Linked DNA regions of Mus musculus: region 2 is linked to region 1. The links are chromatin loops, found by intact Hi-C in ENCODE. Cell type or tissue: heart. All regions are shown on one strand.

Region 1 (8,000 bases):
ACCTCCCCACTCCTCTAAAGAAAGAAGGGCCCCTTACTCAGCCATGTTGGCCCTCACTGTCCTCAAAGCCCCCACCACATTGCTGTCTGTCTGTCTGTGCGACTATGGCATTAAGGCTTCTTTACTAAATCTCCCCCCCCCCCCAAAAGACAGTCCTTCTTAGTGTCACTCCAGTCACTTGAGTTTGGGGTTTACCCCTAACCTTTTGTCTGAGAAGGAAGTGACCAAACCCTGCCTGAGAGGATGGGCTGGTGATGACCCCCATATGGGGCTGGCTTCTTACTACACAGGACCCTGTTGATGTTTTAGCTGTGCTGGGATGATGTAAGGGATTTGTCAGCTACTGTGTGGCCAGAATCAGGCTGAGGTCTCTGTGTCTGGCCCCATACTTAGCATATTGAAGCTTCATCCAAATCGCCATGTGTATCAAGACCTTCCCTCCTGTTTTGTGGCTGAGTACTTTCTATCCAATTAAAGAGACATGCCACGTTGTAGTTAGCTGTTCATCAGTTGATGGATATTTGGGCCACTTTTTGTTATTGTTAGCGTTAATGTTAGTATGTGAGTTGTCAGCAGGCCTACGTGTCTCTTGTTTGTGGATTCCCAGGAGTAGAATTTCTGGGAAAATGGTGAGTCTCCCTTAAGCAGTGAGACTGGTTTCCTACACAAAGCATGTCACTTCACATGCCTACCAAAAGCGTGTGAAGGCTACGATTCCCCACATCCTGGGCAACACTCAGTGTCTTAGGGATTTACTGTTGGGAACAGACACCATGACTCTTATATAGGAAAACATTTCATCGGGACTCCAGAAGTTTAGACCATTATCATCACAGCAGGAAGCATGGCGGCGTGCAGGCAGACATGGTGCAGGAGAGGGAGCTGAGAGTTCTACATCTTGATCCTCAGGGAGCAGCAGGAAACTGTGTCCACACTGACTGTAGCCTGAGCTTCTGAGACCTCAAAGCCCACCCTCACAGTGACACACTTGCTCCAGCAAGGTCACACCTATTCCAACAAGGCCACATATCCTAATAAGAGTGCCACTCCCTATGGGCCAAGTATTCAAACACGTGAGTCTATGGGGCCATTCCTATTCAAACCACTTAAAGTAACCTGACACTTATTATTCAGACACTTAAAGTAACCTGACTTTTTTTATATTTACATTTTTATGCCATTTTTGTGGTCAAACCAAACCAGCCAGGCATGCTTATTTCTTTAAAGATGTATGTGTATGGGCGCTTTGCCTGCATGCGTATGTCTGTGCACCACATATGGGCCTTGTGCTTGTGGGGGCCATAAGAGGGCATTGGATCTTCCCTGGAACTAGAATTATAGACAAGTGTGAGACTCTGGGGGGGGGGGGTACTAGGAATGGAACCTGGGTGCTCTGGAAGAGCAGCCTGCGCTTTTGACCTCAGGGCCCTCTGGCCAGCCCCCAGGGATGTGCATCCTGATTCATGGCTCATGGGTTATCTCTGTGCAGACCTAAGAAGCTCTGCTTGCTTTAGGGGTTGGCTGTGAACTTGGAGCCCAGGGATGACTCAGTCTCTGGGAAATACAGCCAGTCTGCACACCCTTGCTGTCCAGCTGGGCCAGTGGACGTCGAGGTATTTTTTTTCTCTGTGAGCTTGTATGTTCATTCCCTCTGTCCCCATTGCTCCCCAGGGACCTGGAGGCCAGAGCACAGAACGAGTTCTTCCGGGCTTTCTTCAGGCTGCCGAGGGAGGAGAAGCTGCACGCTGTGGCAGACTGTTCCCTCTGGACGCCCTTCAGTCGCTGCCACACAGCCGGACGGATATTCTCCTCTGACAGCTACATCTGCTTTGCCAGCAGAGAGGATGGCTGCTGTAATGTTGTGCTTCCCCTGAGAGAGGTAGACTTAACACCTTTCACCCATGCTTGCCTGCTTTGTGCTCCTGAAGCACCCTTTGCAATTTGTACCCAAGTGTTTGAGTCTGTTTTATGTTGCTCAAACACAAAACACTCAAGGCCAGATAAACTTATAAAGAAAAGAGGGTTAGCTCATTAAAAAAAAAATGATGCTATGTTTTGTTTGGGCTTAGATCTGATCGAGGCCTTATCCAAAAAATGGTGATGTAGTAGCTGGAGATATCACATGGTAAAACAGAGAGCAAAGGCCTATCCTGTTGCTGTTCCAAGTGACCTACTTTCTGACAACTGACTGAGGTCTCCTGAGAACTGTATTAGTCCTTTCTGGGGGAAATGTTCCCAGAGGCCCAACCACAGCAACCCCACCTCTAATTACCCCACCTCCTCTTATCACAGCTTCACAGGGACCATGCTCCTCACCAGTGAGCCTCTGGGGTCCCGTGGAAATCATATCCAAACCGCAGCCTCTGCTGCTGCCGCTGCCCTGTCAGGGCGGAGGAAGGGTGGCCACATACCAGGACTTTATTCTAAAGATGGCCCCCTGGTTCTCTGAGGAGCAGAACCTGAGTTGCTCATTCCTGGGGTGGCTGTGGCTCTTCTGGTGTTGCTTTAACAGCCCAGAGTTTGCCTACAAGGGCTGGGTAAAGAGAGCATTCCAACCTCCTCCTCACTGGTGAAGCCGCTCTTCAAGAGTGTGCCGGGAATGAGAGCTCTCCCCTTTCACCCACCCCCACCCCCACCTGAGAGAGAAGCAATCTATAAAAAGTGCCACCTGCAGAAACCAAATGGCCACTTCCTCGGCTTACTAGAACTTCAGCTTAAAAATGTAAAGTTAAGTATCTTACTGTAAAATATCATAATTCAGGGCTGGAGAGATGGCTTAGAGATTAAGAACACTGACTGCTCTTCCAGAGGTCCTGAGTTCAATTCCCAGCAACCACATGGTGGCTCACAACCATCTGTAATGGGATCTGATGCCCTCTTCTGGTGTGTCTGAAGACAGCTACAGTGCTGGAGTCTGGCTGCTTAATTATTTAGAAGGTTCACCTCCCCCCCCCCTCGTGATCTCTGATCTCCATGTTGTTATTATGCAATTAACATGCTCTTTTTATAAACAGTCAACTAAGAAAGCCATGTCAGGTGTGGTCCCAGCTCTTGGGGGGCAGGAGCAGGCAGATTTCTATGAGTTCAAGGCCAGCCTGGTCCACACAGTGAGTTCCAGACCATCCAGAGCTACATAGCTAAACCCTGTCTTCAAAAAGAAAAATAAGAGCTCTCCAGAACACACATCACGTAATTCATCCCCTTAGCCACTGCTAGGTGTGCATTTCAGTGGCACCAAGCATGTTCACTCTGTTACATAACCATCCCCACTATCATCTCCGGGATGTCCATCTTCCCAACTTGAGACTCTGTCCCACTTAGAGACTAAAGCCCTCAGTGCAGTCATTCAGCACTCCTACTTGTTTGTGCTCCCAGCTGCTGAGCCACCTTTCCAGCCCTGGTATTTATCTTTTTTATGAGTGACTTATTCCAGGTAGCCCAGCTGTCCCAGGCTTCATCTATGATGTAGTTTCTTTTTGGGGGGCAGATTGCTACTTTGTGATCTGTTTGCCAAGCCACTCAACCTGTGCACAGAGCCTTGGGCTGCTGCCCCCTTGTGGCACTGACAGGTAACACTGCCCAGCCCACTTTCCTGCCTTTGCATGGAGTTCTTCCTGGATATGTCTGAGGGCATGATCACACACCTGCCAGGCTCCTGTCTTGTACTTTGTGTGTCATCTCTGTTCCAGGTAGTGAGCATTGAGAAGATGGAAGACACGAGCCTGCTGCCCAACCCCATCATCGTGAGCATCCGCAGCAAGATGGCCTTCCAGTTCATTGAGCTCAAGGACAGAGAGAACTTGGTGGAGGGCCTGCTGCTGAGACTGAAGCAGGTCCACGCCAACCACCCTGTGCACTATGAGACCTCGCCAAGTGATGATGACATGGTAGGAGCCTTTACAGGGACAGCATTCTGTGACTCTTCTTGTGACCTCCGGGAGGGCCATAGTCTCCAAAGGGAGTGCTTGGAAAGACAGGCCATGTGTGTGTGTGTGTGTGTGTGTGTGTGTGTGTATAGGGGGAGACGGCTGGGCCGTGCATTAGTGTGATGTCACATCTGAAGGCTCTGGTGTTCTGAGTTGGGGGATGCCTGGATCAGAAGGGTCCATGGGGTTACCTGCACCTTGGAGAGTTGACGCTCCACATACTGCCTGGGTTGGAGAAGTTGATATGACACCCCTCCCCCTCCAGTTAGAGGAGCAGTGGGACACCCCTCCCCGTGGGGACACTTGTCATATTCTTGAAGCGCAGGTATCCCCTTTTCAAGGTTGCTGGGGCTGATGCTCAGGGAGGCTATAATCTGTTAAGAGGGAGAGTTTCGCATCCTAAGACTAGAGAGATACAAGAATGTACTTGGGTTTGCTGGTCCATCATTAGCCGTGATTTCCATTAGGAAACATCTTTTCATCTTTAAATTTCCGTGCGTGTGTTATGAGCATATATGTATAAATGTATGTGGACATATGGTGGAGATAGGAATCATCCTGATCATTGAGGCAGGCTCTCTCAGTCAGACTCAGAGTGTGCTACACGGCTACTGTCCCTAGCCAGCTTGCCCTGGGATCCCGTCTCTGTCACAGGTACCTGACAGTAACAGCGGGCTCTAGGTTTAACTGACACGCGGTGCTCTCTGTGCCTCCTCTCTTGGACTTGTAGGCTTCACCTGTGTTTTACTCAGCAAGCATCTGCACTGACAAGTTTGGGGATCTTGAGATGGTGGCTTCTCAAAGTAGCGAAGAGAGAGAGGAGAAGCGCCCCCTGCCACACCCCGAGCCCCTGACTGCCGTCTTCCAGCAGTCTGGCAGCCAGAGCCCCGACTCCCGCCTGGTGAGTGAGATGCCTGTGAGCAGCAGCTCTGGGGAGTAGCGTGTGTGCGCTCTGGGTGGCCATCGCTTCTTTTGTCCTAGGCACCAAGTGAAGGGCAGTGGGGAGCTGGCTCCTCGAGTGCGGAGTGCGGCGTGCAGCCTGCCCAGAGGATGGTGCTGCCCCTATAGGTTTCCGGGTGTGCAACGAGTCTGTTACTAGCCAGGCCTTCTGTGTATGCCTTTCACACGGGTTTTTCTTTGCTCCTCACTGAACCTGAAGTTTGCATTTTGGTCAGACTGGCAGAATCCTGGGATCCACCTGTCTCTACCTGCTCCCTATCCCTGAACCCCAACACTGAAATTACTGCATTTTCACCTGGGTTCTGGAGATTCAAACTCAAGTATTCATGTTTGTACCGCAAGCCCTCCTTACCCACAGACCCATTTCCCCAGGCCCTGTTGCTTAATTAATTATTAAGCTTTTTAAAAAGGATTTTATTTATTTATTATTATAAGTAAGTACACTGTAGCTGTCTTCAGATGCTGTCTTTAGACACATAAGAAGAGGGCATCAGATCTCATTACAGGTGGTTGTGAGCCACCATGTGGTTGCTGGGAATTAAACTCAGAACCTTCGGAAGAGCAGTCAGTGCTCTTACCTGCTGAGCCATCTTGCCAGCCCCTGTTGCTTAATTTATAATAGGGAGGTAGGAGTCATGTATAGTTGGTGAATAGACTAGAACGGGACCCTCGCTGGCAGGCAGGCAGGCAGGCAGGCAGCCAGCCAGCCAGCCAGCCACAGGCCCAGGTGGTAGCTCCAAGAACAACTAGCTACTTCCTAGCTACCAGCCTTTTAAATCTAAACCGAGTCTTCTTAATTGCTGTACACACTATGTTCAGCCATTCCTTGTCCGAATGACCAAAATGTAGGTTTATGAATATGTTACTCACATTATTGGACAGTAATGATTACAAATAGTAGCTAATATTTTATAAAAGGCCTGATACTCCTGACATATGAACAGTTTTAAAGGACTTTTAGAAAAATAAATGTCCCCCTCATTTCTGATAATGAGAATGCGCTTTGCAGAGGTGGCTCAGTGGTTCAAAGCACTTGTGTCTTTTGCAGAGACCCAACCAGGTGGTTCATAACTTCCCCTAACTACAGTCCCAGGGAATCTACACCCCTTCTGACTCCTGCAAACACATTTATATAAAAGACATTTTCTTTTTAAAAAAAATTGAAAATATTTTTTTCCAGGTTTCAGTTTTCCCCCCTTCTGTCAGGAAGCTCAGGGCATGCTGGGTGCCTGTTACAGTCTGCAGACATTGGAGTCGAGTGGTGTTTTAGTAGTTGGCTTTGTGTCAGTGCCCCAAAGAGGCATTGCCCAAATTCCCCATTGCATCTGTGTCTCCCATTCAGTCTGAGCTGCCTCTGTACTTGGTGACATGTTCCTGTTATGAACTGTGCACTGTGTTCACACAGACGCCTCTGCAGGGCTCCTTGGGGCTCTGTGTTATTTGTCCTGGATTCTTTATGCCTGGCAGCGGCTCATACGTGTTGTGTGTGTGAACACTGTTATCACTGCTCTTCCTGTTGGTCCCTGATAAACTGAGACATTCTTTATACTGTTACTGATTATGGCTTCTTGTCACCTTAACAAACACCTCCATTTCCAGTCCCGGGAACAGATAAAAATCAGTCTGTGGAACGACCACTTTGTAGAGTACGGCAGGACCGTGTGCATGTTCCGCACTGAAAAGATCCGGAAGCTGGTGGCCATGGGGATCCCCGAGTCGTTACGTGGAAGGCTGTGGCTGCTTTTCTCAGGTAGGTTTTGGTGTGTTCAAACTTTTTGTAGTCTTTGGAATAGATTCTGGAATGGCCTTCCTGTGAGCAGCATGTCAGGATTGTTTCTGTAAACCACCATCATGGAGTTGGGAGCCCCTGGTTAGCTGCGGTCCCCCTCAGGAAGTATGAGGTCCAGAGCAGTGACCTTCTCCTTATCAGTGGCTTCATGAATTAGATGTGGTGGCGTGTGCCTGTACTCTCAGTGCTGGAGATGCTGGGATAGGTAGGATTGAAAGTTCCTAGCCAAGCTGGGGTATGTAACAGGACCAGTCTTACCCCTTCATTCACAAATGATAAACAAAACTGTAAGCCTGCTCCTGGTGCTGAGACGTTCACCTGTGATCCCAGCATTTGGGAAGTAGAGACAGGAGGATCAGAAGTTAAAGGCTAGCCTCAGATATATGAGTTCAAGGCAGCCTGGGCTACAGGGGCTGGAGAGATGGCTCAGTGGTTAAGAGCACTGACTGCTTGTCCAAGGGATCCTGAGTTCAATTCCCAGCAACCACATGGTGGCTCACAACCACCTGTAATGAGATCTGATGCCCTCTTCTGGTGTGTCTGAAGACAGCTACAGCATATTCATACACACACACACACACACACACACACACACACACACATAAAAATCTTTAAAAAAAAAATGAAACCACCTGGACATAAAGTGTCTTTATTGGATTTGAGCCCAGATAGGGACAACACAGAAAAACTGTATTTGCTGACCGGTGCTGTGTAGTGTTGAACTGAATTTCTCAGTGCAGTTTCTGTTGTCCCTTCCTCCACTGGAAATGTGGTACCCAGTGAGGTGAGATTGTAGATGCTGTCTGATTACTTTTCAAATACCACTTGGGTCCTCAGAGGAGGCCTGATGAGGCCTCAGTCGGATGGTAGTCCTCTCTCTATGGCTGCTGGGTACATGACCACACCTCCCCTGACCTGGCCACACCTCTTCTGACATGGCCACACTCCTAATCTTTCCTTACCAGTTCACCAACTAGGCACTCAAATACATGAGCCTATAGGGGCCATTCTCATTTGAACCACTACACTCAGACTAGACCCTTCCCCAGACTTTCCTCATAGCCATCCTTGCTAGTGACCGCACTATCTCTCCCATTATCTATCCCCCTATATTCTCCTTTCTCCCTCTTGCATCAATTTGGTTCTGCCTGTCTCCTGTCCAAGATTCCCGCCCATTCATCTTAATGCACTGCAGTAACTGTACAGCCGCTGCCTAGGCCAGCCTTGGCCATGTTCCTTCAAGCTCCTCCTACTAATGTCTGGCCCATCACTGGGCAGGCACCCTCCCTCTTGCTTCCCAGGGTATAATAGTAACTTATTCACCT
Region 2 (8,000 bases), 88 kb before region 1:
GAGCTTGGAGCTCTCTGAGTTGGTTGGACTGGCTGGCCAGCATGTCCCAGGCCCCTTCCCCTGGCTGTCTCCCCAGGACTGTGGTTATAACCATGTGCCACTGGTTTTCTTATTTTGGTTCTGGGAGATTAAGCTCAGTCCTCATGCTTGTACAGCAGACAGGTGCCTGAGACCTCTCCCAAGTGTCACCAGCTCTTGGTTTTAAAGATATTTTGGCATATACGTATATTTATATACATTTCCCCAAACTCTTTCATCATTCTGAAAAATCATATACATGAACATAATAATTGTGAGTATGTAAATATTTACAAATATTGCTGACTCCAGTTTTATCCTTGGCCTGACACTCTAGAATATGAGCCATACATGACCTTCAACTTCTTCCCAGTATGTATGGGAAGGGTTTTCCAACTCTGAGGTGTATTGTGCATTTCTGCTTCCCTTCTCAAACTGACCTTGGAGTCTCCTTCCACGAAGACTCTCTTTTGAGGGCCTGGAGTCAATGTGCACGGACGTAGGTTCTAAGTAAAGGCTGCAGAGACTCTCAGGCTTCCCTGTAGGTGGAGGCTGGGATGGGAGGCTTGGTTTGGGGAATTGGCTTTGTCTGTGTCAGTCCAAAGGTTTCCAAAACGTATCTGTTGACTTCCATCTTCCCAATCAGCGTCCCGTTCTTAGCAAGGGAGTTTGCTGAGGTTGGATGGGAACCTTTGCCCCAGTTCTATAACCAGCACAATTATATTAGGATCGTAAGAAGAGTTGGCCAATTCTGTGGCCACACAGATAAGAACTTCTTTGAAATTTCATCACATCTGTACCTTGAGATGGGAATTTAACACTTTATGCTCCTTCCTTCCTTCCTCTTTGTTTGTTTGTTTCTCTTTGTTTCTCTCTCTCTCTCTCTCTCTCTCTCTCCCTTTCAGAGCAGTCACAAACAGCCATCTCATTGTAATCCCATCGTTGCCATAGCAACCACATTTAGCAGCAAGAGCCCCCAAGCCTTGTTCTTTACCCACCCCTCACACCACCACCAGGGCTTCTTGGAGTAATCCTGCTGCCAGTGAACGTCATGGGTTACTAACATGCCCGTGTTTCCTGTGCACAGTTAGAAGAGTAACTCAGTCAGACTTCTTTGTCAATAAACCGTTTCCTGAGGTCATTCCTGGTATAAGGCCGGGAGGGTCCTGTCCAGAACCTGAGTGGTGTGGAAGCCTAGAATCAAGTCACTGGGGTTGGCACCTTCTTAGGGTGTTCCAGGCTCTCTCTGAGCTCCTACAGTTTACTTAGACTGCAACAGCATTACTCCATCAGCACACGATATTCTGTGCGCCTGCCCCAACTTCCTCCTTTGTAAGGATCCCGCTCACTGTACTAACATCTATCTTAATAACCTCATCTGACTAATTATATCTGCATGCATCCTATTTCCAAGTAAGTCACAGTCTGGGGTGCTGGGGGGCGGTTAGAGCGCCAACCTAGACCTTTTGAGGGGTACAATCCAACCCAAGATAACACCATGAAGGGGTGATTAGCACCCAGAGGTGGCTGACAGGAGGATGCTGTGTGTGCCTGTGGATGTCTTCTTCCCCAGTTCCCCTGGATCTCCTTCCTTGTTCTGTGTCTGGAAGGCTGAGCTCCTTAGAGCGCCCTCTGAGTGTTTCTGCCTTCTATTGGCTCCTCTCTGACATAGGTGGTGGTGAAAGGCAGAGGCAGGAGACTCAGAAATGGGAGGAGAGGTAAGCCCCAGGAGCTTCTCTCTGCTCCCCTCGAGTCAAGTTAAAGAGTAAAAAATGTTTTAAATCACGCGTGTCTCTGTGGGTTTGTTCATGGGAGTGCAGTGCCTAGAGGCCAGAAGAGACTGCTGGATCCCTGGAGCTGTCTGAGTGCTGGCAACCAGACAGCAAGAACAGTAGTCTTGCTTCTAACCACTGAGCCACCTTTCCAGCCCCTACTTCTCTTGCTTTTAACATTTGACGGGGAAGCGCTAAATAATTGCAACCTGAGTGACTGTGGATGGGTCAGGAGATTTAACATTCAATCAGAACCACTGATAATTCACTGGGTGTGTGTAGCAGGTCCATCTGTTTTTTGCTGCTATCACAGAATACCACAGAGTGAATAATTTATAAAGACTAGAAATGTGCCTCACAGCTCTAGAGGCCAAGGCAGCCAGGAGCCTTTAGCCTTGACTTTGTGGCAAGCCTATGTGTTTTTTTTTTTTTTTTAAAGCTCTAGTCTAGCAAAAGGTGTTCTCTAGAGCTTTCTCAACCTGTTTCTCCAGCACCTGAAGATTCCATTTGTGCATCCCCATATCTTCAGCCCACGTCAATTTTCTGTGTCTGTTTTCCCATCTGTGAATCTCTAGGGCAGGTGTATAATAGTTTCCACCAAGATTAAAATATTCCATCCTGGGGCTGGTGAGATGGCTCAGTGGGTAAGAGCACCCGACTGCTCTTCCAAAGGTCCGGAGTTCAAATCCCAGCAACCACATGGTGGCTCACAACCATCCGTAACAAGATCTGACGCCCTCTTCTGGTGTGTCTGAAGACAGCTACAGTGTACTTACATATAATAAATAAATCTTTAAAAAAAAAATTCCATCCTACAGGGAAGCTCCTTAAGCAGGAAGGTAAACAAATAGCCTCAGGAAGGCCCTGAAACCGGCTAGAGTCACACCACCCGGTTCCACCCCCACCCCCACCCCCCACCCCTGCCAGCTACCCTTTCCTGCCAGAGTAACAATAAAAGCCAAGAGTCCCTCTCAGATGCAGTAGAGCAAGGCCACAAAGAAGACTCTTAAGCCCAGACCAGCTAGTTCCCTGGAAGAAGCAAAAACCAGCCAGCCCATCTGCCTGGAAGAGTGTAGACCAACCGAGGTACCTAGAAAGGACACTCTCCTGCCCTCAGGCTGTGCACTGTGTTTCTGGTTCCCAGCTTTGTGAGCTGTCACTCATGCTGGTGTGGGTTTTGGTGAGGCAGCTGTCTTTGAGTCATTTCTGGTCTTGTAAGTCACCTCTCACCCATATTCCTGTAAGTAACCCCAAGAAAACTCATTGGTTGACCAGGTTGGACTTTGGTGGCGTCCACACTTTGGTCTGTCATGGGATCGGTATCTGAGGTGAGTAGACATGTGTGTTGCATTTTCCCAGGAAATATCTTGTTACACAAAAGCACTAATATCCAATTCACCTCTATGGTTCTGGCCCGAAGTGCTTCAGAGAGCAAAGGGTGCCTGGGAATGTTTCGTGAAGGAATCTTTTCTTGCCACCCATCCCTGACTCCTCTGACTCTGGTGTGGCTCCAAGCCTGTGATTGTGGCTTATAAACTTCTGTTTTCTTGAGAAGATGGTTGCCTGTGGCTGGCCAGTGTACCAGCTTTCTCAATATCTCTCTTTCTTCTTCTTCTTCTTCTTCTTCTTCTTCTTCTTCTTCTTCTTCTTCTTCTTCTTCCTCTTCTTTCTCTCTGTATTTTTTGATTGGTCTGCAGAGAAATGGGCTTACTTCGTGGTGACATTTGTATACAACATGGCTCTAAAACTTGCTTATTTTCCCCTCCACCGTCCTCCCCATCCCCCAACCTCCCGTCTCACTTTGCTTTCTACAGGGCTACTGTCTGTTGGATCTGACCAGTTTCTGATCCTCCCCCAGGACAGCTTCTACTTTCCAGTTCTGTCCTACTTAACAACCACATTTTGTCCTTTTGTCAAAACCCAGGGACTAAGGGAACCTTTCCCCTCCCTTTGGCTAAGATATCCGATCTAACCACCTCCCCACAGAGAACACGTGGATCCCTTTCCCTCGGCCTTTTTCAAGGACAGCTAACATGTCTACTCTAGCCTAGAGAAAATATTTATTTAAAACCCTGTACTCACATGCCCCGTGGCTTCTCGTTACTATTACCTGCTCCCATGTTCTAGTGGGTTTGTTTTTTTCTTTAATGTTTTCTCAGAATAGACACAAGAGCCTTATTTTTTTCCGGAGAGGACCTGCAGGGGTGAGTCTCATAGTGGTGCCTTCTAGGTCCTATGTCTCTGTAAGACATTCAGTGTTCAGTATGGTCTGCTGCTGGACTCAGGTTTCTGCGTTGCCACCTCTCCTATAGCTTCAGTTGTATCCTTACAAAAGCATGAAAAAATATTCTGTAAGAGAAATAATAAGTGGGGGATGTCAAGAATGACTCCTGCTGCCAGGCCTGATGACCTGAGTTGGATTCCCAGGGTCCACATAATGGAAGCCAAGACTGACTCCTCAAAGTTGTCTTCTGACTTCCACGCGCCAAACTGTCTCTCGTGACCACCCCCTCCAATAAATAAAATGTAATAAAGAAGAAATGTAAATGTTTGAATTAACGGAAAGCAATTTCTCTGACCCTCTCCTTGCTGTATATATGGACTAAAATATGTAGCATTCTGTGTTAATTTAAAAAAAAAATGAAGAGCGCAGCATTAAAAAAAAATCCAGATACAATTGTCTCCAATTTTCAGTGTTAGCTTTTGGTTATTTGAAACTTGAACACACTCCAGTTTACTGGCGTGCATTGTGCTCTTTAAGGTTAAGACTCTGGGTTGGGCAACCTGCAGCTTGGATAACAAGATGTCTTTTCCCCCTAGGTCCTTCCTCCAGCTTTTAAACAAGGAGCGTGGAGACAACTTGCGCAGTTGCTCGCTTCCTACCGGGAAGGAGGGAATTCGAGACTCGTCCGGGACTAGAGGGAGGAGACCTGGCAGTGGCTCCGATTTCCTCCCGCCACTCCGGAACCCTGGCCGGGAGCCGCAGAGACTAGGAAACCAGGGAGGCGCCACTGGAGCCTCGGGGAGGGTGGAGGGCGTGGCTTCGGGGGTGGGCGGGACCGCGGCTGGTGGGCAGGGTCTAGCCGGGGCGGGGCCACGGCAGGCAGCGCGGGGTGAGCCCGGCGAGCTGTGGTCTCCGCGCTCCGGGGCTCGGCAGGCGCTCCCGCTTCTGTCTCCGCGCGCAGTTCCCGCCGCCTCCTTCCAAGCGGGCTCGGCCCGGTGCGGCCGGCTGCTGGGGCGATGTGAACCGGGACCCGCAGGCGCGGCAGGTTCGCCGCGATGTGGCTCAAGCCCGAGGAGGTGCTGCTCAAGAACGCGCTGAAGCTCTGGGTGACCCAGAAGAGCAGCTGCTACTTCGTCTTGCAGCGGCGCCGCGGGCACGGCGAGGGGGGCGGCCGCCTCACCGGTAAGGGGCGCGCGCGGCGGCCCGGCCCGGCCTCTGTCCCTGCCGCCCGGCCGCGTCGCAGGTGGTGTCTCGGTGGCAGCCGACGAGGCCAGGACGGCCCTGCCTATGGCTTGTTTTCCTTTTTCCTGCGTTTCTCACGCGAGCTCCGGTCGGGCTTGGAGCTCAGGGACCCACGGGCCGAGAGAGGCAGGTGCATCTGGTGTGACCTGGCTCGCGAACGCTGGAGACGCAGCTTCTAGAGCTTGCCCCAAGGCAGCGAGATCGGGGCGCCCTAGGGCCCCGCCAGGTGACAGAAGGGTGCGCCCAGGCAGGCCCGGACTTGGCCATCTGGACGCAGCTGTGGCTCCAGGTGGTGTTGCAGCTGCGGACTTCAGGCCAGATCATCGGGAGGTTCTAGAGATCCAGGACTTTCTGGCCCAGGAGGCGGGGGCTGTCTTCGCTTCGAGGGGAAACTGAGGCACTATAGTTGCGTAGCGAAGTTAAGCATGCCGCTTTTGTTTCTCCTTTCAATGTCTTCTGTGGAACGATAGGACAAAAATACGATAGGCTTTGAAGTTGTCTCCAAGCAAGGCATTTTCCCCTTCTAAAAGTTATGGCTCAAAGCTGTTAAGAGATTGGGATCAGCTCGCGTTATTAGCTAGAGCACCTGCTCAATCAGGGAAGGGGAATTGTCGTGTTTTGCCTAGGGGGTTGGAATGATTCCTTTGGTTAAGGAGCCACCTCTGGTAAAAGGGACTTCAGATGATGGTCCTTTCATAACCTTCTACTGAATGTCGCTGAGGGGGTCAACAGACCTAAACGGTGCGCTCGGGTTAATTGCTGGTGACTGTCTGCACCTGGGCCAGTCTGGAGACGGCCCTTTGGGAGCAGAGTCTGGTTGGAGAAATGAGGAATATGCTTCTACCTAAAATCATGTATTTTAGCTTCAGGAAAAGCTAGCAGGTGTAGGGTGGGGTCAGGGTCCACGATGACAACCGAGACTCTCCTGAGAATTCAGTAGTGGGTAGGAGACCACAGGATTCTGGTTGAAAGGGTTAGTAGACAGTGGAACGTTCTGGGCAGCTGAGTGGCCACGAACCCCCCTGAACAGGGACAACTTGTGCAGCAGGTGGGCTTCGTGGGGGTGGGGGGAGAGTTACAGTAGAAGGAAGGGGGCCTTTGAGCCCTTTGTGAGGCCCTGGGTAGCACCATGGAATTTAGTGTTGGACTGGAGAACAAGAACTTGGTAGCATCCTGCAAAGCTCAGTAGAGGCCAAGTGGCCTGAGAGGGCTGTGTATGTACAACACTGGAGACGGTGGCTTAATTGATGGTGGATTAAGTAGAGTATCTGGTGTATTAGTCATCTGTTGCAGAGGGTGACGGTAGGACAGGAGACTTGTAAACTGGGAAATAGGGAAACAGTTTGTCCCCCCCAGACACTTTTGCTGCTGCCCACCCACCCACTTAATCCACTGAGCCTCTGGGGTGTTTGATGGGCTTACTGCCTTGGGAAGGAATCAGTGGGACAGGTAAGTCAGGGCCTGCAGTCTTCAGATTATTCTCCATCCAGCAGGATCCAGATGTGGAGGGCGGAGCTGCCTATCAGTGCTTCGTGAGCTTCAGAGAGTTTATGACTCAGATGTACAGAGATCATTTGTATACGAGTTCAGTGGTGTGTTGTGATAGCCATGGCTTTGGACTTCTCTGGTGTTTCCTTTGTCTCCATCCTGTGAATATGTGGAAACTTCTCTCTTCTCTTGGAGACACAGGTTACAATGTATAATCCAGGCTGGCCACAAATTCTTGTTCCTGTTGCCACAGGCACATGCCACCATGCAAAAAGAGAAATGGAAACAAGGAGAAAGCCTATGGAGAGAAGATACTTTGTTTCTTAGATGCCCTTTGCAGTGTGACTGTTGACCTTTGAACATTTATTGAGCAACCCCACTTCGGGTACTCCCCTTGAGCTGGTCTCCACTCAGCCACACAGGACTGCCACCCAGCAGCTCTGGTCTGGCAATTGTTGGAAAATATGGAAATGCAGTGGGCAGATAATAGCAGTGTGAGAGTTTATGGATGATATTATGTTTAAAGGAAATAATAGGGGCTGAAATGATGAGAGTTGAGGCTGGTTCTAGACTTCTTTTTGCAGAGAAACCAGTAGACTGGTGAACAGGTCAGAGATAAAGAAGAGGGCACAGTAATCTTTTCCTCATATTGTTATGCTAAATTTGTTATTAGATAGTAGGAGTTTAGGCATACAAAAATCCAAAGGTTAAAATAATTTGGATTGCCCATTTTCACAAGCACAAATTTTTTCTGATGAGGGTTATAGTATACCCTCCTGCCTGCTCATTCTCTCTCTCTCTCTCTCTCTCTCTCTCTCTCTCTCTCTCATCCTTCCCTCCCTCTCCCCCCTTCTCCCCTTATACATGCCTCCATTTTTTTCTCCCTAAATTTCTGATTCTCTGACTTAGTTTTAACTTTTGTACTGCTGTGACCAAACACCAGCTGACCAAAGAATGCATTTATTGGGGGCTTTGTCGTTTCAGAGGCTGAGTCCATGACCATCATGGTGGGAGCAAGCAGACAGACATGAGGCAGACATGGCGCTGGAGCAGAGCTCTCATGATGAGATAACTACCTGAGGCAGAGAGGTCGGGGGTGTGTGTGTGTGGGGGGAGACAGAGACAGAGAAACACACAGAGAGAGAGGGGGGGGGGAGGAAAAACTGGGAATGGCTTGAGCTTTCAAAACCTCAAAGCCCTCTCCTAGCGATAAACCTCTTCACCTTTTAATCCTTCCCAAACAGTTCCACCAACTG

The links. A loop is a pair of places that touch in the nucleus more often than their neighbours do. Peaks named below come from ENCODE experiments on the same cell type or tissue, not always from the same donor. Only the 100,000 strongest peaks of a DNase experiment are listed, where the experiment ranks them.
Region 2: it touches region 1 in a loop (2.9-fold over the local background); 5 of 42 quality-filtered maps call a loop at or near these places.

What each region holds. Positions count from the first base shown.
Region 1 is chr1:39,387,944-39,395,943 of GRCm38, reverse strand. Tbc1d8 (TBC1 domain family, member 8) reads left to right here. Exons shown (of 20, transcript NM_018775.4): 6 at 1,672-1,879; 7 at 3,690-3,887; 8 at 4,657-4,827; 9 at 6,486-6,636. Among named protein-coding and RNA genes, the nearest start is that of Rpl31, 24 kb to the right of the region's middle. In heart, a CTCF peak has its summit at 3,561 (motif pointing left); DNase peaks (open chromatin) are centred at 1,633, 3,593 and 4,033; H3K4me3 peaks cover 357 bases; H3K27ac peaks cover 482 bases.
Region 2 is chr1:39,475,636-39,483,635 of GRCm38, reverse strand. Tbc1d8 (TBC1 domain family, member 8) reads left to right here and starts at 4,889. Exons shown (of 20, transcript NM_018775.4): 1 at 4,889-5,196. The coding sequence starts at 5,070. In heart, no CTCF peak of the experiment used is centred here; DNase peaks (open chromatin) are centred at 4,195, 4,805 and 5,335; H3K4me3 peaks cover 2,209 bases; H3K27ac peaks cover 1,884 bases; H3K27me3 peaks cover 360 bases.